Linked DNA regions of Mus musculus: region 2 is linked to region 1. Evidence: chromatin loops called from intact Hi-C (ENCODE). Cell type or tissue: heart. All regions are shown on one strand.

The links. Hi-C counts contacts between places; a loop is a spot of excess contacts. Peaks named below come from ENCODE experiments on the same cell type or tissue, not always from the same donor. Only the 100,000 strongest peaks of a DNase experiment are listed, where the experiment ranks them.
Region 2: a loop joins it to region 1, with 2.9 times the contacts of the local background. A loop is called at or near these places in 2 of 42 quality-filtered maps.

What each region holds. Positions count from the first base shown.
Region 1 is chr3:94,887,208-94,889,707 of GRCm38, forward strand. No RefSeq gene overlaps it. Among named protein-coding and RNA genes, the nearest start is that of Psmb4, 1.5 kb to the left of the region's middle. In heart, a CTCF peak has its summit at 1,563 (motif pointing right); no DNase peak of the experiment used is centred here; H3K4me3 peaks cover 422 bases; H3K27ac peaks cover 467 bases.
Region 2 is chr3:95,015,037-95,017,536 of GRCm38, forward strand. It overlaps Zfp687 (zinc finger protein 687), which reads right to left and starts at 421. Exons shown (of 9, transcript NM_001357863.1): 1 at 284-421. It overlaps 4930481B07Rik (a long non-coding RNA gene), which reads left to right and starts at 493. Exons shown (of 2, transcript XR_003954670.1): 1 at 493-1,241; 2 at 1,605-2,500. In heart, a CTCF peak has its summit at 1,369; DNase peaks (open chromatin) are centred at 555 and 1,375; H3K4me3 peaks cover 2,334 bases; H3K27ac peaks cover 1,906 bases.

The DNA of each region.
Region 1 (2,500 bases):
ATCAATATCAAAAACAAGGCTTGAAGAATCACTGGACCCAAGCTCTCTTACTGTTTTACTTCTCAGAGCCGGCCAATAGAGCAGGCATTATCAACTTATTTGATAGATAAGAAGCCGAAGCATAAGATACAGTGGTTTACCCCGTTACAGTCAATAAAAGGTAGAAAAGATACAAACCAAGGGGAGAGATGGCCCACGTTTATAGCACTGGGGTTCGAATCTAAGCACCCACGGGGTGGCTGACAATCACCTGTAACTCCTCTTCTAGCCCTGAGGGCACCAGGCACTTATGTGGTGAACAAGGGGGGGTGGGGGGGAGAGAAGAGGGAGAAAGAGAAAAATCTTAGTATTCAGAAGGCTGGAACAGAAGGAATGCCTCCAGTACAAGACCATTCTGGACTACACTCAGAGTCCAGGACAACCTGAACTACTGAGAGATCTTGTATTAAAAGAAAAAAGAATCCACAGTGAACTAGAGGCAGTGGAGGAATTCCCCTGCCCCCTCAAGATAGCATACAAAACAATAGGTTTCATTACAGCCTTTTCATCCTAGATGTCGTTTTACTCTACCCTCACTGGTGCCCATCTCAGTGCCTTCCCTGTCTTCCTGCTTCCTCCTCCCTGTCTAAGAAGACCCTTCGTGCTTCCACTGACACGTGTTCTATTACCTTCTAATCCTTCACCCGGGTCCCTAAAGAGCCTTTTCCTTATGAGCACCTTTCTACTTTCCTGACCTAATACACACATACAAACACACCTAGATTCCACATATGAGAGAATATTGATGTTGAAGTTCTGACCCAGAACAATTGGCTGAGGTGCATATTTAACATATTCAAGTCGACATAGCCTCCAGGTTCTCCCAGCATCCCTCAGTCCCTACCTGGCACAACCCACCCTTTACTCTGAACTTTTCCAGCCCAGGGGCCAGGATTCCCCTCCCCACAGAGGCTCTTTCCTATATAATCCAGACATTATTTGTCTGAATATTAATTTTGCCTAATATTCTCTTGTATTTCCTTCAGAGACTCTAGTGTATACAATCCTTTTTTAAAAAAGATTTATTTATTTATTATATGAGTACATTGTAGCTGTCTTCATACACACCAGAAGAGGGCATCGGATCCCATTACAGATGGTTGTGAGCCACCATGTGGTTGCTGGGAATTGAACTCAGGACCTCTGGAAAAGCAGTCAGTGCTCTTAGCCACTGAGCCATCTCTCCAGCCCTGTTTACCATCTATTTGAACATGTCCCTGTGGCTCTTAAAAAAAAAAAAAAGATTTGTTTATTTGGGGCTGGAGAGATAGCTGTTCTTCCTGAGGACCCAGATTTGATTTACAGAACCTACTTGGTGGCTAGTAACCATCTGTAACTCTAGTTCTATAGGGTCTGACATCATATTGCAGTGTGGGCACCAGCCACTCACATGCTGCATCCATACATATACTAAAATAATAGTAACTACCATCATTGCTTCTCAAAATGTTTTGTATGATGGGTGTTTTGCCTGCAGGTGTTCAGGACATGTGTGTGGTGTCTTTCAAAGCCAGAAGAGGGTGCTGTTTCCTCTGGAATTGTAGCTACAGGTGGTTGTAAGCCACCAAATGCTGGAATCAAATCAGCAATTTGCAAGAGCAGCAAATGGTCTTAATCACTGAGTCATCCCTCCAGCCCTTGTTTGTTTTTGAGTCACCATTCTATGTTGGGTATTTTCTACAGACTCACTTACAAGGCTCTCTACACAGCCCAGCCTAGACCTCCCTATACTGTCATGATGGACTCTTTCACTCGTCAATTTGACACGATCTAGAGTCACCTAGGAAGAGAGTCTAGTTCAGGATGGCCTACAGATGTGCTTATAAAGGGGTTTGGTTAACTGAGGTGAGACTAGCACTCTGATTATGGGTGGCCCCATTTCATGGGCTGGACCCTGAATTGTATGAGAATCAAGAGAGAAAAAAAGGAAGCCAAGAAAATGGTGCATGCACTCGGCCTCGTTCTCTGCTCCTGCCTCCCAATGTGGAAGGCTGCTTCAGGTTGTTCCTGCCTTGCCCCCCTGCAATGATGTGCAGTAACCTAGAACTGCATAAGCCAAATGAACCTTTCTATAGCTTCGGGCTTTTCCACCCATGCCTTACTACCTGGGTGGGGGTGAGGGGAGAACCAACTCAGATGTTTAATATTATTTACAAACTCCTAGGCCATAAGCTAAGCTAGTTCCCCGACTAACTCCTAACTTATTTTGTCTTTGTTGTTGTTGTTGTTGTTGTTGTTGTTTTTCCGAGACAGAATTTCTCTGTGTAGCCCTGGCTGTCCTGGAACTCACTCTGTAGAGCAGGCTGGCCTCGAACTCAGAAATCCGCCTGTCTCTGCCTCCTGAGTGCTGGGATTAAAGGCGTGCGCCACCACACTCGGCGACCATTAGATCTTTATTGATGATTCTTCTACACAGAACACAGATTATCCCAAAGCCTTTCCTAATTTTTTGTTGTTGTTG
Region 2 (2,500 bases), 130 kb after region 1:
CCGGCCGCACTCTGACTGCCTCTCAGTCTAAGAGCGCCAGGACTTAGGGGTCCAGGAACCCCCTCCCACGTTACCAGGCTAGGGGGCCGTGCTTCCAGCAAACTGGAGTTCCCACCGGTGGTCCTCGAAGAAGAAGGCGGCGACCCGGCCAGGCCAGCAGCCGCCCCAGGGGGCGGCGGCACGGAGAAGGGGGTAGTTGACCAAGTGGGGGAGGGGCAGGGGTATTTACCCGCCCCCCCGGGGGGCGGAGCCAGGGGCGGGTATTTGCCGCGAGCGTGCTTACTTGTTCCGATCCTGGTGCGGGCTGAGACCCTACGGCCTCCTCCCGGTTCCAGCCGCCACCGCCGCTACCGCCGCCGCCGCCCTCCCCGCGGCCGCCGCTACTTCCTGCTTCTCTCCGCTTCGGCCTCCCCTCTCCCTCAGCTCCCTCCGTGCTCCTAGTCCGGGCTGCCCGCTTTCATACTCGCCATTGGCTAATGGACCTGTCATTCAACTGTGAGCCCCACCCAGTCCCGTATGGGATTGGCCCTCCATACCCCGCTCGGAACTGGCCCCTCATAGTCTTCTCATCACTATTGGACAAAGGGCCTGGGCCCTGTGGAGAAGGTTCTCCCCATTGGCTGCTCCGGAGTCCACCTGCCCTGTCTGAGCAGCCCGAAAGCCATTGGCCGCCGCCGCTGTCGCTTAGCAAGAAGCCAGCCTTAGTCTTCGCTTTGGGTTGCGAGGGGTGACTAGCTAGCTCAGAAGCGTAGCCATCCTCTCTCCATTGGTCGCTCGAAGCTGGACACTGTGCCTCACATCTACAAACTTAGGAACTCTAGCTGTATGGCGGCGCGTCTAGGGGAACCTCGTCGGCTCCGTGTGGAACCTGGGTGTTTTAAGTGTTCGTGCCGTTTCCTCAGGCTAAGCCGCGCTCGAACGGATGCGGTGCTGGGGGTCACAAAATGAGGTGCCACCCCCAAACATTACGTCATCGGGGTGACCATTGCCTGGGGTTCCTCGCAGTCTAAACTGCTTTATAATCCGGATGGATGCGGTTCTGGCGTCCGCCTGCCTCTGGGCGTACGCACCACGCACGGCCCCTCCCTCTGCGGGAGAGCTGGACAGACTTTGGGATTCCGAGTGTAAAAGAAACCGGAACCACCGAGACCTGAGACCTGGGACACGCTGCGACCGGAAGTGGGGGAGGTGACGTTGGGAAGTGCTGGCGTGGCCTGGGCCACAACCAAGGAGAGCTTAAGGTAGTATGCTGATAGGCTTCTTACGCGAGAGAAGGAGGGAGCCCAGATCTATTTCCCATTTAAGAGAGCTCCCTTTTCTCCGCCCCTGACGGGAGCTGGCATTACTGTTCCCGTTGAGCTTTCCCGCGCTTTGCTGCCCCGCCCCTTGGAGGTGGGAAAAGGGGCGGAGTCGCCAGGGAGACGAATTGCCTTGACACTCACCCACCTGCGCTGGCTCAGGTTTTTGCTGGATCCATCTGCAGGCCCAGTGTGCCACCTGGCGCGCTCTCTACCCTGGCCCCGCGCCGCCGCCGCCCACCGCGACCGCAGCCGTTTCAAATGACAAGGGTTTTTAAATTTCTGTTTTATTTTCACTTTTTGCAGTGTTCGGAGTGGAACCTAGTGCTTCACCCAGTCCAAGCAAGCAGCCCACCGACATAGCAGCTTGGCGAGTGTTTTTGTTTTGTTTTGGCGATACTGATTATTGGACGTTGGGAGTCGCACACGCTTGGCAGGTGCACTCGTAACACTGAAGCTACTCTATACCCTATCACTTTTTGGGACAGGGTTTCCACTAAGTTGTCCTGCCTGCCTAGTAACTAGGGCTACACTGTTGCGCCATCAGGCCCAGGTTTGGGTAAAGCTTTTAAAAGAAGGCTCTGTTACCTCCCCTTGGACTCCCATAGCAGTGGATCCAAAAAATTCAGGCTTATGTATGGGAGGAATCTTGGAACCACTACATTCCACATGATGACATCAGACAAATCGTTCTACCTCCCTAAACCTATTGTCTCATGAATAAAATGGTAACTATAATATCCACCTGCCAAGATTATTTTTGTGAGCATGAAAAGCTTAGAAGGCAGAGTGCTATTTATATAGCGATAGCAAACAACGGGATAAATGCAGCCCCTACCTTTGCCTCATCTGCCATATTTCTCAGAGGTGCTGCAGCTCACAGAACTCTTTCTGAATAACGAGAGTTCTTTACTGGAGAGCTGAGGCTGTGGCTCCGTTGGTAGATTATATTTTACAAACTTGGGTTCGGGTTTTATGCTCATAATCCCAGCACTTGGAAGGTGGCGGCAGGAGTACCAAGTTCAAAGCTACTTTTGGCTCCATAGGGAGTCTGATTTCCACCCGGAATACATGAAACTCTTGAGTCCAACAAGGGAGAAAAAACCCTACTGAATATATTCCATTCCCATATTTTCCTCTGGGTCTTTCTATAGGTTTAATAATTACTATTCATATACATGTATTGTGATTAGAGCTTTATG